Regions from separate parts of the Mus musculus genome. Here regions 1, 2 and 3 are each linked to region 4. The links are chromatin loops, found by intact Hi-C in ENCODE. Cell type or tissue: left cerebral cortex. All regions are shown on one strand. Region 1 holds the start of Gm46229 (a long non-coding RNA gene). Region 2 holds the start of Nrbf2 (nuclear receptor binding factor 2). Region 3 has its middle 4.3 kb from the start of Gm31763. Region 4 overlaps 1110002J07Rik (RIKEN cDNA 1110002J07 gene).

The links. Peaks named below come from ENCODE experiments on the same cell type or tissue, not always from the same donor. Only the 100,000 strongest peaks of a DNase experiment are listed, where the experiment ranks them.
Region 1: it touches region 4 in a loop (3-fold over the local background); 20 of 42 quality-filtered maps call a loop at or near these places.
Region 2: a loop joins it to region 4, with 2.5 times the contacts of the local background. A loop is called at or near these places in 2 of 42 quality-filtered maps.
Region 3: it touches region 4 in a loop (4-fold over the local background); 21 of 42 quality-filtered maps call a loop at or near these places.

Annotation. Positions count from the first base shown.
Region 1 is chr10:67,302,626-67,307,625 of GRCm38, forward strand. It overlaps Gm46229 (a long non-coding RNA gene), which reads left to right and starts at 1,388. Exons shown (of 2, transcript XR_001779791.2): 1 at 1,388-1,856. In left cerebral cortex, no CTCF peak of the experiment used is centred here; a DNase peak (open chromatin) is centred at 2,503.
Region 2 is chr10:67,282,664-67,287,663 of GRCm38, forward strand. Nrbf2 (nuclear receptor binding factor 2) reads right to left here and starts at 2,618. Exons shown (of 4, transcript NM_001036293.2): 1 at 2,434-2,618. The coding sequence starts at 2,463. It overlaps Gm46200 (a long non-coding RNA gene), which reads left to right and starts at 2,770. Exons shown (of 3, transcript XR_001779690.1): 1 at 2,770-2,857. In left cerebral cortex, CTCF peaks have their summits at 2,242 and 3,735 (motif pointing right); DNase peaks (open chromatin) are centred at 1,963, 2,641 and 2,779; H3K4me3 peaks cover 2,142 bases; H3K27ac peaks cover 1,045 bases.
Region 3 is chr10:66,998,305-67,003,304 of GRCm38, forward strand. No RefSeq gene overlaps it. Among named protein-coding and RNA genes, the nearest start is that of Gm31763, 4.3 kb to the right of the region's middle. RefSeq lists an enhancer at 3,614-5,000. In left cerebral cortex, no CTCF peak of the experiment used is centred here; DNase peaks (open chromatin) are centred at 2,045 and 4,548; H3K4me3 peaks cover 737 bases; H3K27ac peaks cover 740 bases.
Region 4 is chr10:66,907,450-66,912,449 of GRCm38, forward strand. It overlaps 1110002J07Rik (RIKEN cDNA 1110002J07 gene), which reads right to left. Exons shown (of 5, transcript NR_138561.1): 5 at 4,741-5,000. Among named protein-coding and RNA genes, the nearest start is that of 1110002J07Rik, 10 kb to the right of the region's middle. In left cerebral cortex, a CTCF peak has its summit at 1,956 (motif pointing right); DNase peaks (open chromatin) are centred at 1,690, 1,937, 3,914 and 4,375; H3K27ac peaks cover 718 bases.

The DNA of each region.
Region 1 (5,000 bases), 400 kb after region 4:
TCTCCTATTGCAGGTTCTACACATGTTCTCTTGTTCTCTTGTTTGCTCTTCAAAATGGCAGCATCTCCTGAGCAAGCCTCTCCCGATTTCCTGTGTACCACACAAGCCCTTCTCACTCTTAGTTCGTGACCTTTCTTGTAATCAGGAAAACAGAAGAAAATTGAGACAATCATTTGGGAAATGTCCTTCCTTCCTTCCTTGACCAGTACCACGATGCCCATGATGCCTACGGCTGTGTATTCCTCCCCTCCTGGGTTCATACCATGCTCAGATCCCAGCTGTTCTTTCATAATTCTTGTTTATTTCTAATCTAGTCCTCATTCTGCCTTTCACTGAAAGAGATGCCTTAAGCCAGACTCTAAAACTTCATGAACTCTGGCCCTCTGCTCTCTCTGCTGAGATTCTGATGTAAAGATAGGGCACACCTTGGCACAGTGAGCTCAGTCTTATCTTCCCAATGGTCAGCTCTTACTCAGGGATGAAGGGTTGTTTTCTGCTTCACTTCGTGGTCCTGGCTCCCACAATCTGCTCTTCCTTTTCTCCCATCTGGCTCATAATGCAAGCTCACCTTAATAGAGCTCACCATTAAACACCTTTCCCATCACTGTTTCTGCCTCTCTACTGTCCAGTCATGTCCCTACTTTCTTTCCCTGTGGAACAAACTCAGAAGCTAGAGAGTTTGTTTAGCAAATAATAATTTAGCAAATAATAGCTCTTGCTTTTCTTCCAGAGGACCTGAGTTCAGACGGGATCTGATGCCTTCTTCTAGTTTCTATAGGTGTGTGTGTGTGTGTGTGTGTGTGAGAGAGAGAGAGAGAGAGAGAGAGAGAGAGAGAGAGAGAGACGAGGCACATGTAGGCAAGACAATCTTGGAAACCAAAAACAACAAAAACAAAACAAACAAACAAACAAACAAAATGCATACACATAAAAATAAATGAATCTCCAAAAATGCTATTAAAAAAAAACCAAACAAACAAACCCTAACTCAAGTTCTCAGGGCTAAATTTCAGATGGCTTTTTGTTTGTTTGCTTTTGTTTTTTTTTTTGTTTTTTGACCTTGAACTGATTGATAATCCTGGAATTACAGGCCTGCATCATTTGCCTGACTCCAGGAACCTATTTGATGTTACCTAGATACCCACAGGGAATCTCAAATGGAATGAGTGCCAAACAAAAGTATGGATACTCACTAGAGCAAACAAGCAAGCAAGCAAACAAAAAAACCCCAAATTACTCCTATATGCCAATATAGGGACCTTTGCTAGAAATTGCAGAATTGTTAATGTTAAAAGTGATGATAAAGCACTGTCACCAGAATGTCACTGAAGGTGCTGGCACCCTGATCTTGGCCTCCCCAACCTCCAGAACTGTGAGAAAGAAATTTCTGTTCCTTAGTAATAAAAACAAAACTAAGCCCGCTATCATTCTTCCTTGTTGACTTCTTGTCTGACACTCATTTCAGGTCATTACTGACTCCCTCTTTCCTTCCTGACATTTATTCTCGAGGCTACATGTAATGTCAGCTTTACTTGTCAACTCTACACAACCAGGAATAACTTGGGAAGAGTCTCAGTGATGCACTGTCTACTTGGGGTTGGCTTGTGGGCGTGTCTTCGAGGGATTGTCTTAATCAAGCTAATGAAAGCCCAGTCTACTGTGGGCAGCACCATTCCCTATGCAGGAGGTCCAGAACCTTACAAGAGTGGAGAAACCAAGTGAAGTGTAGCGATCAAGTGAGCATCAACGTATTGACTTCTTTCTGTTCTTGACTGTAGATGTGATAGGACCAGCCCTCTCAAGCTTCCACTGCTGTGACTTCTGTGCAGTGATGGACTCTAATCTGGAATTTTTAGGTGAAGTAGAACCTTTTCCCTTAAGTTGCCTTCTGTTGGGGTGGGTGTTCCACCATGGCAACAGAAATGAAATTAAGACCCCACTCTCTTTTCTCCATCTTGGACCATGCTAACTTCCCCTCTGAGTACCCGAAGCCTCTCAGCTGACTCTCTTGCCTCTCCTCTCACCATTTGCTTCTTACAGCTACATGACTACCAAAGTTAAAATAATGAACTTTTCTTTTCCTTGCTTAGCAACTCTCCTTCTCTTTTCTTTTGGACTACAGAGTGGACCCAGGGCACTGTGAATGGCAGGCATATACTCTACCAGCAAGCTGCACCCTCAGTCCTATTTTTATAAAGCATCTCACTAAATTACCTAGACTTGTTTTTAGCCCTATGTTACCCAGGCAGGCCTTGAATTTATGATCCTGTTGTCTTAGTCTTCCAAGTAGTTGGGATTACAGGACTGTGGTATTATGCTCATCTCCAAAACCCTTGCACACCAATGAAAAAGTCCAGATCTCGGCTTTGTCCTGTAAGATACTACAAGGTATGACATCTGTCTGCTGTTCCAAAGCTGCCAGCCTTTCACCATATGCCTCACTAAGTGTACTCTGGGCCCAGCAGTCTCTCTGCTCTGTGAAGTGTCCAAGCTTGTTGGTGTGATGCTAGACAGGGAAGTCTTTTCCTTGTGACCATCTGGTCACAGCTCCTGTGTGAGTCCTTCCTAGTTACCACCCCGTGGGGTGACACTGCTCCCTGGGGGCGTTGAGAACACGTAGGAGGGAATCTTTTGAACACAATGATTGGGGGTGCTCCAGGCATTTAGTGACACGGTGGGAGAGAAGGTGGGAAGTGTCTAAAATAACAGGCAATATATGGTCAGACTCTCAGCAAATCCTAGTGATAGACTGTCCTTCCATATAGCCCAGTGTTAAATGTTGTGCTGTGTTACACAGCCACACAGGGAAAGTAAAAAACAAACAAAACAAAACAAAACAACAACAACAACAAAAAAACCAACCTAAAAACCTGTGCCAAGAATCCTGCTGTAGAGCTTCAAATACTTAGTGGCTAAGTATTCTTTGCTGAGTTTTAACATCCTTGACATCTCTGGAGATGATGCAGTAGTCATGTGAATTGATTTTTTTTTAAAGTCATGTATTGGGTTCGTCTGATGTGGCTTGTATTCTAAGGCTAAATACTGACTCCTGAAATCTGGTTGCCCCAAATGAGCAGACCCTCATGCACACCAAGTGAAGCTGTGTAAACCTTGTTCCCCAATTTAACTGGCCAATATAAGGCTAGAGCCTGTGATTGGGCAGTGGAGGGAGAAAGATGAACTTGAGGATTGAGAGAGGGGGTTGCAGGAAGAGAGAGGGAGAGTTGTAGGGATGTGGAGGAGCCACCACGAGGGGAGATGGACCATGAGCCCGTGGCCAGGAGAAACAGCAAGTAACATGGGAATATATGGCTAGGGTATAAGTCAGAACAGCTCCAAATCTTCCCAATCTAGGCTCGCAGTTTGTAAATAAAATACCTGGATTGTGTGTCTTTTACCCAGGCTAGCTAGAATTATACAAAATTACTACAAAGTCATTTTTTTTGTGTGTGTGTTGCATAAAGCATTACCCAGAGTTGTTGACTATTGAGGTAACTCCATCATGAAAGGTTGTGTTTCCTGCTAGCATTTGAGTGGCTTGTAGCATGCCTATAATCAGTGGGTGAGTATGGCTTCTTACATTCATGGTGATTCAATGTATGGAAGAAAACATCAAACAGCTTCATTCTGTCTTCAGGTCTAGTCATGCCCGTCATGTGCCGATGGAATTAATTCTTCCATGACTAGGTCTCCCACTTCCCCCTTTTATGATCGGTAGAAACATAATGCATTCATGTATGTGCATATACTTATATGTCTGTACACACACACCTGCATGTACTTAACTTATGGGCATAGGCAAACTGTACCATCTGAGTTTCCTTTTGATGTCCTTAATGTGGCTCTGAGTAAAGGCTCTTGGCTCTGATAGAGCTGAGAAATACCAAGGAAGGAGTTGAAAGATGGCCACAAGGGTTGGTGTTTGGGGGAAGGGATAGAGAGATGCTACTCAGAGGGCACAGGCTTCATTTAGACAGAAGGACTACAAGATATTACACACATGCTGACCACAGTCTGTAACACAATATATTCTTTATAGATATCAAGGTCCCTTTACTTCTGAACCCAGTCCCCTCCCCCTCATTTAATGATAGTTGGAGACAGTATTTCACTATATATCCCAGGCTAGTTTTGAATTTGAGATCTTGCCTCTTTCAATCTTTCCAATTCTGGGGTCACAGGCAAGAAACTCTTCCTTAGAACCGTGTGCATAGGAAGGAACTTAGCTCATGATATTCTTCTGTCACCTCCCAGCTGTCACTAGGCCCCAGAGTATCAATCTTGTGGTCTTCAGATGAACCAAAGACGCAGGCCCAGACCTGGAACTGAAGGTGTGGCCCTGCCTCCCTCAGCACTTGCTTCAGCTTAGAGGAGAGCCAGGAAAGTTTCCCACCATTAATAACACTCCAGGCCCCAAATTCTTGAACTTCTCTAGAGGTGTAGGACACAATTTGAGATTTAACTGATTTCGCCTGGCACTCTGGTTTGTCAGGGTCTCCAGAATAGACATGGGACACGGTGAACAGGATGGCGGCTCAAGGCAAGCAGGGTGGTATTGAGCTGATAGTCACTGATCCCACAGTACTCAAAGCCCAGGGCTTTGGGGCTGCTTGCTGCCTCTTCCTGTAGAGCTCAAAGAGATTGGAGAACTGGGCTCTCTCAGGAGGTTTACTCAGAGTCAGATATGTCCACTGACCAAGGCTCAGACACCATGACTAATACTTTAAGTCTGATTCCTTGTGTGATTGGACCCCAAGGAGAATCTTCAAAGGGGTCAGGCTTGTGGGATGAACGCTCTGGGCAAGCAGAACAATTCTGTACAGCCTGCATTGTCTCTAGGGGGGTTCTCCATCAGCCCCCCCCAAAAGGAGGTGTGGGCATGGGCAGGACCAGGCTTTAATTAGCATTCTCAGACCCTTCATATTTGTACTGGGAAGGCTTCCTTGAACTGTGATGAGATAGGCTCTAGAGGAGAGATAGCCTCTCTCCCCCAACGGGCC
Region 2 (5,000 bases), 380 kb after region 4:
TAAAGAGCACACAGAAATGAAAACCACAAGTACATTAATAGGAAAGCATTGTTAGAAGGTGATGACAAGCTGGAATGCAGGGTATTTAAGGGACTGACCTGAGCAATCATTTAATTCCCCTCAGCTTAGGCCTGTTCACCAGCAAACCTCACACACACTTGTACTAAGTCCCAAGGATGCTCTGAGGGCATGGGATTCTAAACCCAGGTACAGTAGTGAAGTTCCATAGTAGGCATTTGGAGTACATTTCCATGACGAACTGTATGGTTTACGAGAACTTTCATTAAGTCACAGAATTTAGGGCTACCTTTTCATGTTGGGGGAAGACAAGGCTGTGTACTCACTGACATTCAGAAACAAAACAAAACTTCAAAAAACTTTAGTCTAGGGCTCAGTGGATAAAGACACTCACTCACACACACACACACACACACACACACACACACACACACAACACACACCGCTTACATGAGTTCAATCTCCAAACCCACATGGTGGAGGGAAATGACATTCCCAAGCTGTCTTGATTTCCACAGAAATGACCCGCGCACAGACACAAGCCCTAGTCTCTAGCACCTCTTTAACAGAAGCTTGCCAATGCTACTCTGCAATGCACTTAAATCATTCAAGTAAACACCCTGTTACCTTTCAATGGTTAGCTAGGCTGAAAATCAGAAATCTTCAAAATCTCAAATGGCTTAAAAATTCAAACTGCCACATTTCTGAAATTTGTCACGTAAATTTTAGGACCGGATAATGGAATTGTGCTAGCCTCCTAATTTACCTATTTAAGACAGCAAACCTCAGCAGGGCCTGGAATCCCAGCATTTAGAAAGCTAAGCTCATGACCAGCCTGGGCGACAGTGAGCTTGGAGCTAGCATGGCTCAAACACACAGTAGCTAAATAAAAGTCCCATTGCCACCAGCTGCCTCCTTTATCCCAGACTGAGGGATTGGTACTCCAACTTCCACTGCCCCAGTTTCAGTGTTCTCATAGGGAACACCGAATACGCTTGTGGAGCAGGTAGCCAGGGTTAGGCTACACCCTGCTGCCAAATCAAGTGAAGCTAACTGGAAGTGAACCAGTGATCGTTCGGCAAGGACACTTGAACTTTGAAGCACTCGGTAAACAGCTGGCTACGACTAATAATATTCCTGTGGAGTTTCCCTGGTGAGCCACCCATACTTCACTACAAACTATAGTTGGCCACACAAATTCTCTTACAAACAAGAGAGGCGCGAGGTTATTTCCCTAGCTCCCCAAAACTCACCAGTGTAGCCTCATTAGCCTGAAGTGTAATCCACTTAGAAACGGACGCAGGGTCTAAATTAGTAACTCTTGGGTAGATTTCTCGGAGCTGCAAACCTGGCGCCAGGGATGGAACCATAGCTTTAGGTGTTCACTCTCCAGCGTTGACGCTCAACACTCCCAAATCTCATTAAGTGACAGGGGCTACGGTCTCACTGGAGCAACTAACTCTTCCAATGTTCCATCCATAACGTACAGTTCTACGTGTCTCTTATCTATTCAGTCCTTTAATCCTCACAACGAACGAGGGTTAAAACAAAAACAAAAAAAAACAATGAAGTGAAAATTTTTGTTCAAGGTCTCTTGAGGCTATTAGGTGACTAAGCCCGAGTTCAAATCCAGGAGTTTGGCTCCAGAAATCCATAGTCTGAAACCACAGACTCTGGCTTCTCTGCACAGCACGGACCAGGCTCTTCCAAGCCGGGAGGGAGGGCAGAGTTCCAAAGGAAGCAATCAATCTTTCCCGGTCCTGCTCTCAATCCCTCCGCATCATCGCAAACCACCTACAGACTTGGGACTTGCAAAGTTTTACTCCGCAACACTAAGGAACCAGACGTCTGCATCTGAATTTCATGAACCTTTTCCCAGGAAACCCGAAGATGTCCTGTGATCACACTTAGAACAGAACTGTGGGAGGTTTGGGGTTTTGTGGGGTTGTTTGGGGCGGTGTGTGTGTGTGTGTTCCTTTTTGCCCCAAACAATAATGACCCGGCCCCCTGTGTGTCTCTCTGTATGTGTTTCTGAGAAAGGCAAACACGTCTGGTACTTTCGTGAGCCTTAAAGCAAAGGCACCGGGCTGCGGGGCGTGGACTGGGGTTCCGATCCAGCTGTTTCAGAGGGGCCTTCGCTAGCCCAGCTGCGAGGGCAGCAGGGAAGAGGGGGTGCGGTGTGCGAGGCGCGGCCCCGACACCCCGACTCTGCCCGCGGCCTGCAGGCGGCGGCTACGTGGCGCTGGGACGCGGTCCCAGCAGGGCAGATGCCACGGGCCCCGAGGGAGAGGCCTGAGCCCCGGGGATCAGGGTCCCCTCCATGAGCTCGCGGCTCCCCCTTCAGTGCCGCTTGACCCCCTCAGCCCGCGTTTCCCCGCAGCCTACCGGTCCCCGACTCAGCCCGCGACCACTCACAAGGTTGAGGGGTCCTTCCATCACTTCCATAAACCCCGGGGTGAGCAGCGGCCCGAGGCGGAGCGGCGGCGCCCGGGCACATGGAGGGGCAGCGAGGGCAGGGAGACGCGGCGGCTGGCAGGAGGCTCCTCGCAGAACCCGGAGCCGGCAGTGAGAGCCCAAGAGCGACAGCCGCGCCACTTCCGCCTCCGACGTCGCGTCGCGGGGGGCCGTCCCGGCGTCGCTGCGCGCGGCGGCGTGACGTCGCCACGCGCCGGCGCGAGGCAGGGGGCGCGGCTGGGGTGAGAGCATGGGGTGGGCGGGGCTAGGGGCGGGGCAGCAGCTAAGTGACAAAAACCGCCCCTCTCCTCGCGAGAGGGAGCTCTGCTAGACTTCGGCGGCGGCTGTCACGTGATGAGCCGGGTCTGGCTAGTTGGTTAATAAGGTCACTCTGCACGCTTGACCTTTCTTCCTTCCCGTAGGCTTTCTCAGGTCCTCTCCTTGTACCTCACCCCTCCTTCTCCGTTTCTGTTCTATCTCCGTTGACTTTTTTTTAAAAAGCAAATTTGAGCCAAGTTAACACCCTGCACTAGATCCGCCTTACAGGAGGTTTCCATATTTTTTGCCTTTTGGCAGAGAGTCTGTGGCCCAGATCTTGTACATGTGGCAGTCTTGTGTCGAGCATATGAGCAGGTGCCACCATACCTCCACTCCACCGAGAGGATTTGACAGAGATAAGTGACCCCAGGGTCACAAACTAATTCTAAAGCAAGAAGGATTATAAGCCACCAAGTATAACCGTTCTTCAACAACTATGTACTAAATCACTGTGCTAAGGTCTTTCTGTTTCCGCACCCACTGGCAAGTAGATATGGTTTATGGAGAAAGGGAGATGGAGAGGAGCTGAGAGAACAACTAACATATTGTGTGAAGGAAACCGGGCTTACCTGGAGGTTTTTTTTTTTTTTTTTTTTTTTTAAAGATTTATTTATTTTTATTATATATAAGTACACTGTAGCTGTCTTTAGACACTCCAGAAGAGGGCGTCAGATCTCATTACGGATGGTTGTGAGCCACCATGTGGTTGCTGGGATTTGAACTTCGGACCTTTGGAAGAGCAGTCGGGTGCTCTTACACACTGAGCCATCTCACCAGCCCCTTACCTGGAGGTTTTACAGTACCAAATTCTGTAATGAAAAAAACTTCAAAGAACCACATGAATGTACCTTTAAGAATTTGTAATATTGGAGGACGTGGAGACGCAGGTTGGGTGTTAAAGGAAACCCACCTGGGGTGTGATTTTTTTTTAAGATTTATTTATTTAATTTATTTTAGTACACAGTCACTGTCTTCAGACAGACCAGAAGAGGGCATCAGATCCCATTAGAGATGGTTGTGAGCCACCATGTGGTTGCTGGGAATTGAACTAAGGACCTCTGGAAGAGCAGTCAGTGCTCTTAACCTCTGAGCCATCTCTCCAGCCCCCTGGGATGTGATTTTTTTTTTTTAATATGAAACCTTAAAAAGCCAGCCGAGGAAAGAGCAGAGGCAATGTACAACATCTGTAAACGGGGAGGAAGAGATGACATATATAACTTAATATGAATAATATATAGCATATATATCTAAAATGATTTCAAAAGCCACATGGGTTGTGAAGTGGGCCCTAAGGTTTCAGGTACTAACCAGACCCCAATTACTTACCTTGATTGAAGCTTGGAAGATGCAAACAAGGAGCCATTCGGGCCAGGCCCAGACTCCTGATCTATGGCATTTGTTATTTAGTATGTGTGTTGTCTCAAGCCATTGTATCTGGTAGTTTGTTCTATGGCTGTCCTGATTAGCTTTAACTGACACTGCCTGAGTCACCTAAGTGGAGAGCCCCAATTAAGGTATTTCCCGGATGTGATTGGCTGGTGGATAGTCTGCAGGGATTGTTTTGAGTCTTAGCTAATGTAGAAGGGCACAGGTCCAGTGGATGGGATAATCCCTAGGCAGGTGGTCCTGAGCTGTATAGAAGTGTTAGCTGAGATTATTATACTCAGCTTGGGAACAGTGCCCTCCATGAGATTATTATAATAATCTCCATGAGATTATTATACTCAGCTTAGAGAACAGTGCCCTCCATGGTTTCTGCTCTGCTTCTTTGGCTGTGAAGTAAGTTCCTCCATCAGAGGTAATGCTGTTGAGAATAGCAAGCAGACCTACCTTGAAGAAGTCCCTGCCTTGAGTTCCTGACTCATCTTCTCTCAGTGATGGACTGCCACCTGGGATTGTAAACCAACCAACCTCCCCCCAACCCACCCCCCCCCACTACAATATTGCTTTTGGTCAAGGTGTTATCATAACAACAGAGAAGAAACTGAAACAGTGACATAGACTGGTGGCATGGTATTTGAGACTCTCCCAAGATGATGAAACTGAAAAGCAGGACTTTTAAAAATATTTAAATAATTTAATTGTTAAATCTTATTAAATTAATAAGGTCAAGATGCAGAACACTCAGCTCTTTCTCCAGCAACATTCCTTCCTGGACAGTGTTATGTTTACCCACCATGATGCTATTGAACTGAATCTCTGAAACTATA
Region 3 (5,000 bases), 91 kb after region 4:
GACAGAGAGAGAGGGAGAGAGAGAGTGGGAAAGAGAGGGAGAGAGAGAGAGAGAGGAGAGAGAGAGAGAGCGCTGTCAGGCAATGGCACACGTCTTTAATCCCAGCACTTGGGAGGCAGAGGCAGGCAGATTTTTGAGTTCTAGGCCAGCCAGGTCTACAGAGTGAGTTCCAAGACAGCCAGGGCTACACACACACACACACACACACACACACACACACAGAGAGAGAGAGAGAGAGAGAGAGAGAGAGAGAGAGAGAGAGAGAGAGAGAGAGAAATCTGCCCCCTCATGGAGCAGAGGCAACTGATTGAGAGGCACCCAGTCTGCTGAGGTCATTGTAGAGCTCTGACGGGAATTCATGACTACGATTATTTTGTGCCCAGGGAAGCAATGTCTCAGGTGTCCTGGTTACCTCCTTCTCTCTAGGTCAGAGCAGGACATGTGCCAAGATGATGATGGCCACCCCATCCTGAAAGTGCCCCACCTCATCTGAAATGAGATGAGATGTCATCATATCTAGGGCAAGGGAATGTTAGCACCAAGTTCGGGGACATTTGTTTGCTGTGGGGTCAGCCTTTACCGCTGGCTAACTGAGGCAGCCGAGAGACAGTCAGACACATACCCTTCATTCTCTTGTGACATGTCTGAGTTTCATTTCCTCTTTGTGATCTTTCTAGGGAAACCCCAGGGCTACTGGGTGACCTGTGGGGTGACTCTCTAGCCGCCGCTGCAGGCGTTGGCACTGCATCTTTCTCCAGCGCATCCCCTTTTTCCCTCCTTCCTCTCTCTTTGCTCTAACTGGCCAGGCTTATATTTCCTTGGCAGGGTTTCTCACCTTCTGCATTTCACCATAGTGGGATTTAGACCACCTTCTGGAACACAGGAATACCTCAGTTGGGGGGTGGGGCACGGTAATAGGAAACTAGATATTTAGAATATAATATTGGTCCCAATTTAGTGACTGATGGTGGTTCTAGCTTGAAGAATTGGATGGACACCGGCTTGTCACCCGTTGCCACGTGTAGCATGAACGAAGCCCTCAGTGAATATTTTTGGATGAATTTATTTGTTTATTTAAAGATTTATTTATTTTATTTATATGAGTACACTGTAGCTGTCTTCAGACACACCAGAAGAGGCATCATATCCCATTACAGATGGTTGTGAGCTACCATGTGGTTGCTAGGAATTGGACTCAAGGCCTTTGGAAGAAGAGACAGTGCTCCTAACCACTGAGCCATCTCTCCAGCCCTTTTGGATGAATTTATGATGCTTTTATAACTAAATGAAGACTGCAAAAAGATTAGAGACAGAGTCTCACTGCGTAGCGCTGGCCATCCTAGAACTCAATATGTAGACCAAGTTGACCTTGAACTCACAGAGATCTGCCTGCCTGCCTGTACCTCCTAAATTATGAGATTGAAGGTGTGCATCTCTGGCACAGAAATAATAATGATGATAATAATAATGTTATTGTTATTGTTGTTGTTGTTATTATTATTATTATTATTATTATTTTAAACCTTGTCTCTCTATTTAGTCCTGAGTGTCCTGAAACTTACTATGTAGAGCAGGCTGGCCTCAAAATCATAGAGATTGGGTTGCCTCTGCCTGTCTCCTAAGTGCTGGGACCAAAGGTGTGTGGCCCATGTGCCTGGACCAGTTGTTTGTTTGCTTAAGGTCTCATATGTTGATTAACCTCAGGCCCCAGGGCTAGCTTGAGGTTGTAGTTTTGTTTCCAGCTGGTTTCCTGTATTCATCTTTTTTTTTTTCCATTTCACCTGTTAATCACTTTTGCTTAGCCTACAGGAGGATCTGGAGTGGATGCCCAGAACCACATTCATCTGTACTTACAGGGCCCCTGGGGTAGAGGCAGAGACAGCAAAAGTTCAAACTAGATAGATTGCAAGTGCACAGACAGCCTGGGCTACAGTGATTCCTGTCTTAGAAAGAATGAGAAGAGGGGAGACGCCTTGCCGGAGGTCAAGCCGATTTTATTCTGGTTGAACCTAAACAGAAACCTCTGTGAAGAATGCTACGGACTCAAGAGTAGCTGGCACGTGATGGACTCAGAGCTAAATCTGGAACCTCTTGCTTCTGAGCTATTGCTATGCAAAGTCACAGCAACACAGAGCTAGAAAATGTTCCTGAGATTATTTGGCCCCACTCCCCAGGCTCTGGAGATGACCTGGCACATAGGTTTAGGAAAAATGGTGCTATTTATTTATTTATATTTTTTTGTGGAGCCAGCATTCAACTACCAGACAACAATATTGTGTTACAGAGACTCTGGCCAAGACAAGCTCTCAAAACTAAAACGTAAGAAGCATCTTTTGTTCACTTGGCATCAAGTGGTGGTGATCTCCTGGAAAATCTGGCACCTTTTGTTTTTCTCTTTTTCACAGTTTAGGATATTTTAGCCTAAACAGAATTTAGTGTTAAGCATACACACTAGATTGGAAATAGCTGAAAAAAAAAAAAAGATTGTGCTTGGTGCTAAAAATGAGATGGTCTGGAAGGATATGAAAACATTAGTCACATAGGAACGACATCTAAAAATCCTCAAGTTATAATTTGGGTGGTGGTGGCATAGTCCTTTCATCCCAGTACTTGGGAGGCAGATCTCTGAGTGTGAGGTCACCCTGGTCCTCAGAGCAAATTCTAGGAAAGCTAGAGCTACCCACAGTAACCCTGTCTTGAAAACAACAACAACAATAACAACAAAAAACAAAGGAAAAACCTTCAAGCTATAAAGTCACCAAGAGGGTAAAGTTAGGGCTGGCTAAACAAAAGCCCAATAGCCTGAGTTCCTGTCTTGCACACGTCCTGGCTCGCCAGCAAGAACGACGCTGCAACAGGATCCTTCTGCACACGTTTATTGGGAGAGCTTGATTGCAGAGGAGAAGAGACCCTGAGCCCAGAACTGGTGTTGCTTATATAGACCTAGGAGAGGCGTGTCTCACACCCGGATTGGTTATGCACTATACCTCATTTGCATGTTCCTCATCTGATTGGTTACTCTCTCAGTACCTCACAGAACCTCATTAACATACCTCATTTGCATGTCTCACATCTGATTGGCTATACTTACAGAACCTCATTATCATGCCCGGGCAAGGCAGTGTCTTGGCAAAAAACTTTACTGCATATGTACACATTGGTTGTTTGCCCAAACTTACGCATGGTGGCCAGCAGTAGCCAGCGCCACCTTGCGACGGCACATGTGGCTTCCCACATTCCCGGAACCCAAGGTACAGCTGGGGCCCTAACTACACACACACACATAAAAGATACTAAATTATTGTTGTTGTTGTTGTTGTTTTTAATGAAATTTAAGTACCATCAAATGTGTTTCCTTATTCCCATCCTCGACCCACTGTAATGGCCAGGAATTATCTATGTAGCCAGGAATGATTTGAACTGATCCTCCTGCCTCTGTCTAGGATGTGCTGAGGTTACAGGCTTGTGCCACCAAGTTGGGATTATATAGTTCGACGCACAGACCTTAGGGCTTCATGGATGCTAGCTAGCTAAGCGTTCTACCAACTAAGTCACATAGCCAGCTCCTCACCAATTCCATATGGTTTCTTAGTCTCAGAGAAGCCAGGGTGGCTTGGGAGAGGGCACACTAAGGATTGTTTTAGTATTAGTTGAGTATCAGTGTTTAGTATCAGTGAACAGGTGAGGTGACAGGGCCTATTTATTTGAGTTTCCCTGAAGGGGTGGGGGTTGAGGGAAGGCCTGGCCTTAAGACTGCCATCGTCTGTCTGAAGAAAAAAGGACCACCCTTTATCATCATGGTTGTGATTTCGTTTTTTGCCATTATGATATCCACTCCTATCCCTCGGGGCTCTGATCTTCTGGTTGTTATGACCAGGGATGTTATGAAAACCTTAAAATAATCCGAGGACAACTTTATGAAGGGCAGCTTAAACAAGTTGAATGGAAATGATAAGTTCTTATCGGACCATCCAACAGACGCAGGCTCTCTGGAACAGCCAGCCTTGAATCCTTGGCAAATGCAGTTTGCTGAGCAGGTCGCCAAAACTGCTCACATTACAGGGGAAAGGCCTCCTTCGCAGGGCACACTTCTCCAGACACGTTCAAGTTTTGGAGAAAAAGGAGAGGGTACTTGTAGCTCCTCCCACTTTGGGTGATGGAAGAGGGACCAGAAGGAGCAGTGGACAACCCGGACTAGAAAGGTCTGCATTCGAAACAGGAACAGAGGGCAAAGTAGAGGGGAGACTCCGCTCTAGTCACAACCCACCAACAGCGTGCTTTCCCCCTAGTTTCTTCTCCAGGGTTCCCTCCTTCTGCCATTACCTCCTGGGGATCCAGGATTGTTAACTCCCACGCAGTGGGTTTATCACGATTGCAGCCTACTGGCAGGACGCCATTATCCTAACGTCCCCAGGAAAGCTCCAGTTACCCCGACAGATCCAGCTCGCTCCCTGAGGTGGAATGCCCATCGCCTCTGGCATCTGGAGCCGGGCTGCGAAAGGGAGGGACTGCCTCTGCGGGAGCCCCGCCCCCGTCCTGGAACATCTGGGTGTGGAGGTTAGCACTCCAGTTGTGGCTTGCCGGCCGCCAGCTGTGCGCGCTCCCGGTCCTAGACTGGCGGCCCCACGAGTCTGGGTGGACACGTGGGAGGGGCTGAGACTTTTCCTTGTGAACTGACTTTAAAACCAGGGGAATCTCAAGTCCAGCTCCCAGCATGGACCTACTGGCTTTCTCGCACGTTCCGTCTAACGTAGAAATTTCCAGTCCAACCCCTTGGCGCGTCTCAAACCTGCACAGGAAACTTATTCCTATAAGATAAATCCAGTATTTTCATCTGACGACCCCTGGATCTTGCACTGGGACTCCAGCTGGGCCCCAGACAGTCCCATATGGGTGGGTAGAGGGGAGCAGGGTTTTTCTCTGGGGGTTTTCCCTAAAGAATCTTTGACCCGAAGTAGATTCCACATTTGAAGTTGGGGATCTGATCCACCCTAAACTGG
Region 4 (5,000 bases):
TGAGTGGATGGGTGGATGGATGGGTGGAAGGATGGATGTGGATGGATGGATGGAAGGATGGATGTGGATGGATGGATGGATAAATAGGTAAACAGACAGATAAATGATAGACAGATGGGTGGATAGATAGATAAATAGGTAGATAGACAGATAGGTGATAGATGATGATAGATAGATAGATCATAGATAGGTGATACATAGATAGATATGATAGATGTGATAGATCATAAGTAGATAGGTGATTGATAGATAGATAGATAGATGATAGATAGATAGATAGATAGATAGATAGATAGATAGACAGACAAAGCAGAACAGGGCTTCCTATCTATCCAGACTGATCCAATCCTCCCCGCCCCCCCCCCCCCGCACCTCTCCTGATTAATCTGTTCTGGAAGCAGCTGACACTGCAGGTGATATTACAGGTAAATGTGAGCAACCAGAGAGATCACCCTCAAGACTGAGTAAGGACAGTCGCCATGGCAAGGCTGAACAAAGCCTTGAAGAGAAAGGCATGTCCCTTCAGTTCCTCTGTCTTGAAGCTGTCAAACAGTGCAAACTGCTACTGTTTGATAAAGCTTGACAGCGGTGTAGTAACCAGCCTTAAAACCGAGCCGTCTGTGACAAGCCTGGGGTTGTTCCTTATCACAGTGGCCCAGATCTCTGTTGCTCTGGAGGGTCCAAGGAAGGGGCTGACATGCTGAGAGACAGAGAATCTAGACAGCAGCAAACAAGACCCCCAAACCTGCCTTCTATGTGAGCCTAGCAACACATCCTCCTACCCTGTAGAGTTCTGAGACAATGCAGCCCCATGTTACACTTGAATGAAGAACTCTGAGACAGAACACCCAGCCATGCCAGGTTCCTGGGCCCCATGTAACTGGTCTGATAGATGGTTCTTTAAAAGGGAGACACTTGCGGGAGTGTGCTGGCCCACACATTTTATTCCGGCACTCATGAGGGAGAGACAGGTTGATCTGCATGAGTTTCAAGGCCAGTCTAGGCCATGTATAGAGTTCTAGACCAGCCAGAGATACAGAGTGAGACCTGGCCCGGAAGCAGGGGCTGGTATCAGACAATTATTAAGACAGGAGACTCCTAGGAATCCCATGTTGGAGGGAGAGAAAACCTAAAATCTGCTATGACATCCAGAAGAGGAATTTGCTGCTGCAAGAAGAGATTTCACACACTTCTGACAACGCGTCAGGCCAACTCCAGAGAGCCCTATACCTCAAGGCTTTCTCTACTTAAACCTAAAGTTCACATCAGGACAAAGACAGGCTTGGAGGTCAAGTGGGCCTTCTCTTGGCTTGTTCCTCTTCCCCACGTGGCCACAGTGACTAAATCTCAGCTTTTCAATGTTGCTTGACTCTCTTAATGGGTCTGTTTTGGACAGGTGACCCAGCCTGGCTTTGAATCTAGAAACTCTGGAGTCATAGACTGTGTGAGACAATAAACGTTTTCTGTTCATGCTGCTACATGCTGAGACAGTGTGACCCCAGAGCAACACCTAAGACATATTTGATATATTATTCTTCTTTTTCCTCTGACTCTAAAGAATCTCATAATAATTTAATCATATGTCACGGGGTGTCTTCCCACATTGATCATCTGGAACTCAGACAACAGACCTTTCATCCATTTGCACATTGAGAGACTTGTCTCTTAGATGAGGAGTCTTGCAAGTTCCCCGAGAGGACTCTCAAGATAAATGGTGCCTTCAAAATGAGAAATCTAAAGAAATAATCTGTTCTAAATCAAATTAGTAACATAATGTACAGCCAAAGCGGCTGGTAAGGGAGTCAAGAGGTGCCACCCGAGAGAACCGGTTAATGTTGATAGAGACAAAGAAGGTGGCTGCCAAGAATTGGGGAGGAGGGGGGGGGGGCGCAAAACTCAGCATTTCTGCAGGCGCTTCTGCAATGCTCCACATTGCCACTAGATGGCAATAAAGTTGTATTGTGCGATCATTCACTTAGCCTGCTGAAGTACTTTCAAGAAGCGTCACTGAATAAAAGCCAAAGAAAGTCTTAGTTGCTTAGTTGACATTAAATTTTAAATTACTATTTCTGTTCGAGAATTAAAATTACATTTCACAGATTGATTTGGGGACCAAAGGTCATTTTGGGGGAAAAAAAAAAGGTGAGTTCTAATGTATTCGTTATTTATCTTAAATATTGATAGCCTAGGGCCAGTGTGAGATGGTCCAGTGAGCATCTGCTGCACAGCTTAGCAACCTGAGTTTGATCTCTGGAACCTACGTAAATGTGTAAGTAGAGAACCGACTTAGCAAAGCTGTCCTCTGACCACTTTCGTGCCTTGGCACATACACCATAAACATAAAACTCACTCTCTCTCTCTCTGTCTCTGTCTCTGTCTCTGTCTCTCTCACACACACACATGCATACACACAAAATAAACCATAAATATGTTTCTCTCTCTCTCATACACATTCACACATATAGTAATAATGATAATAATTTAATAATTAGAAATATATTGATCACATTTTATAAGCATTCATCCCGCCGATTCATAATCTTTAATTTGAGGCACATTCATTTCAATTTTTAAAGATTGATCAAAGGACAAAAGGTCACCTACAACTACAGGTCATGTCTCCTTTCTTTCCTCCCGACTAGTCCCGACTATAAGAGGTCATCTAGCTTAATAATTAAGCATACAGGCCTTGGAACTAGGTTGGGTAGGTTTAAATCCTATTTCTAGCTTGAACTGTATCTCATTAGCACCATCAGAAATAAATGAGTTTTTTAAATGAATTCGTATACACGGAGTAGTGGTAGTAACGTTTCGACAGAAGTTTCCGATATTGAGTATTTTTTCTTTAAGGTCCTTGTCTCTGAGGTACCCTGCACTATGTTAACACGTAGTAAGGACAGAAGCGTGGACCACAGCCAAGAGAACCAAGGTCCACAGATAAAGAGGCAAACGGGGTCAACAGGAATTGGTCCTTACTGTTGACAGAGAGGACACCCTCGCAGAGAATAAACTAGAACACAGCCTTCAGGATCTGAAGTCAGTGAACCTTCACCCCTATCATGGCAAAATCACTCTTATTTATCGACTGAGGAAACTCCCCCGAGACAAGCACGCAGCCATATTAGCACAGCTGAAACCTTGAACCATTCGCACACACTGCCATCCATTCACTGTGTTCTGGTTATTGTCACTGAACCTCCTAAGGAACCTGACCTTTGCTACAGCCAAGTCAGAGACAGACACAGAGAAGGAGCGGCTATGTTTGAAGCTTAGACTTATGCAGTAAGATAATAGTTTTCAGGGGCTAGAGAGACTGCTCTGCCAGAGGTCCTGAGTTCAACTCCCTGCAACCACCCGGTGGTTCACATCCATCTGTCACGGCATCCAATGTCCTCTTCTGGTGTGTCTGAAGACAGCTATAATGTGAATGTGTTCATATAAATAATATAAAACCAAAATCTTTAAAAGAAAAAAAAAGCTAATGTCTTACCTATATATGAAAAAAAAAGATAATACGTTTCTCAAGAAAGTTCCCAGCCTACTCTGCCCCCAAACAACTCAAAATCATTTTGCTGTTGGAGAAAGCCAAGGGGGGGGGGGTTGAAAGAAAAAGCAGAGAAAGATAGTGTTCATTCATGGTTACCTTGCAGTCAGTGACCAGTGTGCTCCTGAGAAGGGACTCTGAGAATGTCCCCTTGTCTCCCACCGCTGGGTTCGGAGACAGGAATACTAAAGCGCCCAAGTAGACAAAGGGCTTCTGGAACAGGATATTCAGCCCCACTGCAGGTGGAAACTGCAAACTGGAGGACTCCTCAGTCCAGCAGCTACCAGAGCTGGAGACTGTCCGCCTAGCGTGGGGGCAGATGGCTCTGTAAGAGAGCTGCAGAAGTCCCCAAATGGTGGCGGCACGATGCAGCCAGAAATACGAGATGAGCCCAAGTCTCTCCCAGTGCAGCTAGTGAGGAAACTGGAAGAATTGTCCCAGCACGTGGAAAGTCACACCAGAGATGCAGAGAAAAGCTGGGCCCTGGGAAACAAGGGAGGGTGTGGCTGGGAATACCCAGAAAGTGGGTGGATCCCACAGGAAGTGGTTTCAGCTGTTTCCAGAATAAAACAGAGATAAGGTGCTCACTTCTACCACCCAAAAGTTCAAGGCATTAGGGGTCTGGCTATGGTCCAGTTTGCTTTCCTGTTGCTGACATAAACACCTTGACCGCAAGACACTTGGGGAAGGAAAGAGTTTATTTCAGCTTATACTCCCAGCTCACACTTCTTTGTTGAGGGAAGTCTGGGCAAGACCTTAAACAGGAACTGAAGCAGAGACTGTGGAGACCCGCCTTGCTCCCAGGCTCCTGGTCAGCTGTCTTTCCTGTACAGCTCAGGCCCATTCCCCTAGGAATGGCACCACCCACAGTGGCCTGGGCCCTCTTACATCAGTTAGCAATCACGGAAACGCCTCTACAGATAAGCGCACAGGCTGATCAGATGGAGCCAGTTCTTCAACTGAGGATCTCTCTTCCCAGGTGCCGCACAGGGACAATCAAGATGGATGAATCATCACGAAAAGCTGATGCTGCCCTGCTCCAGCACCCCAAGTCATCCAGGACCCACGCTTGTTGGCGCTTTACCACCCTGGCCCAGAATACCACTCTTTAGGAAACTACTAAGGTGGCTCGCACCCCCCCCCACCCCCCCACCCCCGTTCCAGCCTGAGAGGAAGAAAGAAATAGAATACAAAGGCAAGGGCTGGTACGAGTTTATTTAATACCTCAACCCAGACCCTCCATATTGGCCCTATTCGGCACGTGCTGGGCAGCATTTTTGTATACTTGAGTACGTGGCCTGACATGGCCAACAGCTACCCTTGATTTACATATACTTAAAGAAAATAAGAAAGCTGTAGTCTCTTCTAAAAACCTTAACAGATTTTGATTTCCCCAACCATCGCGGTACAGTAACATTTTAATAACATTGTCAGCTACATTTAAAAATCTTCAGTA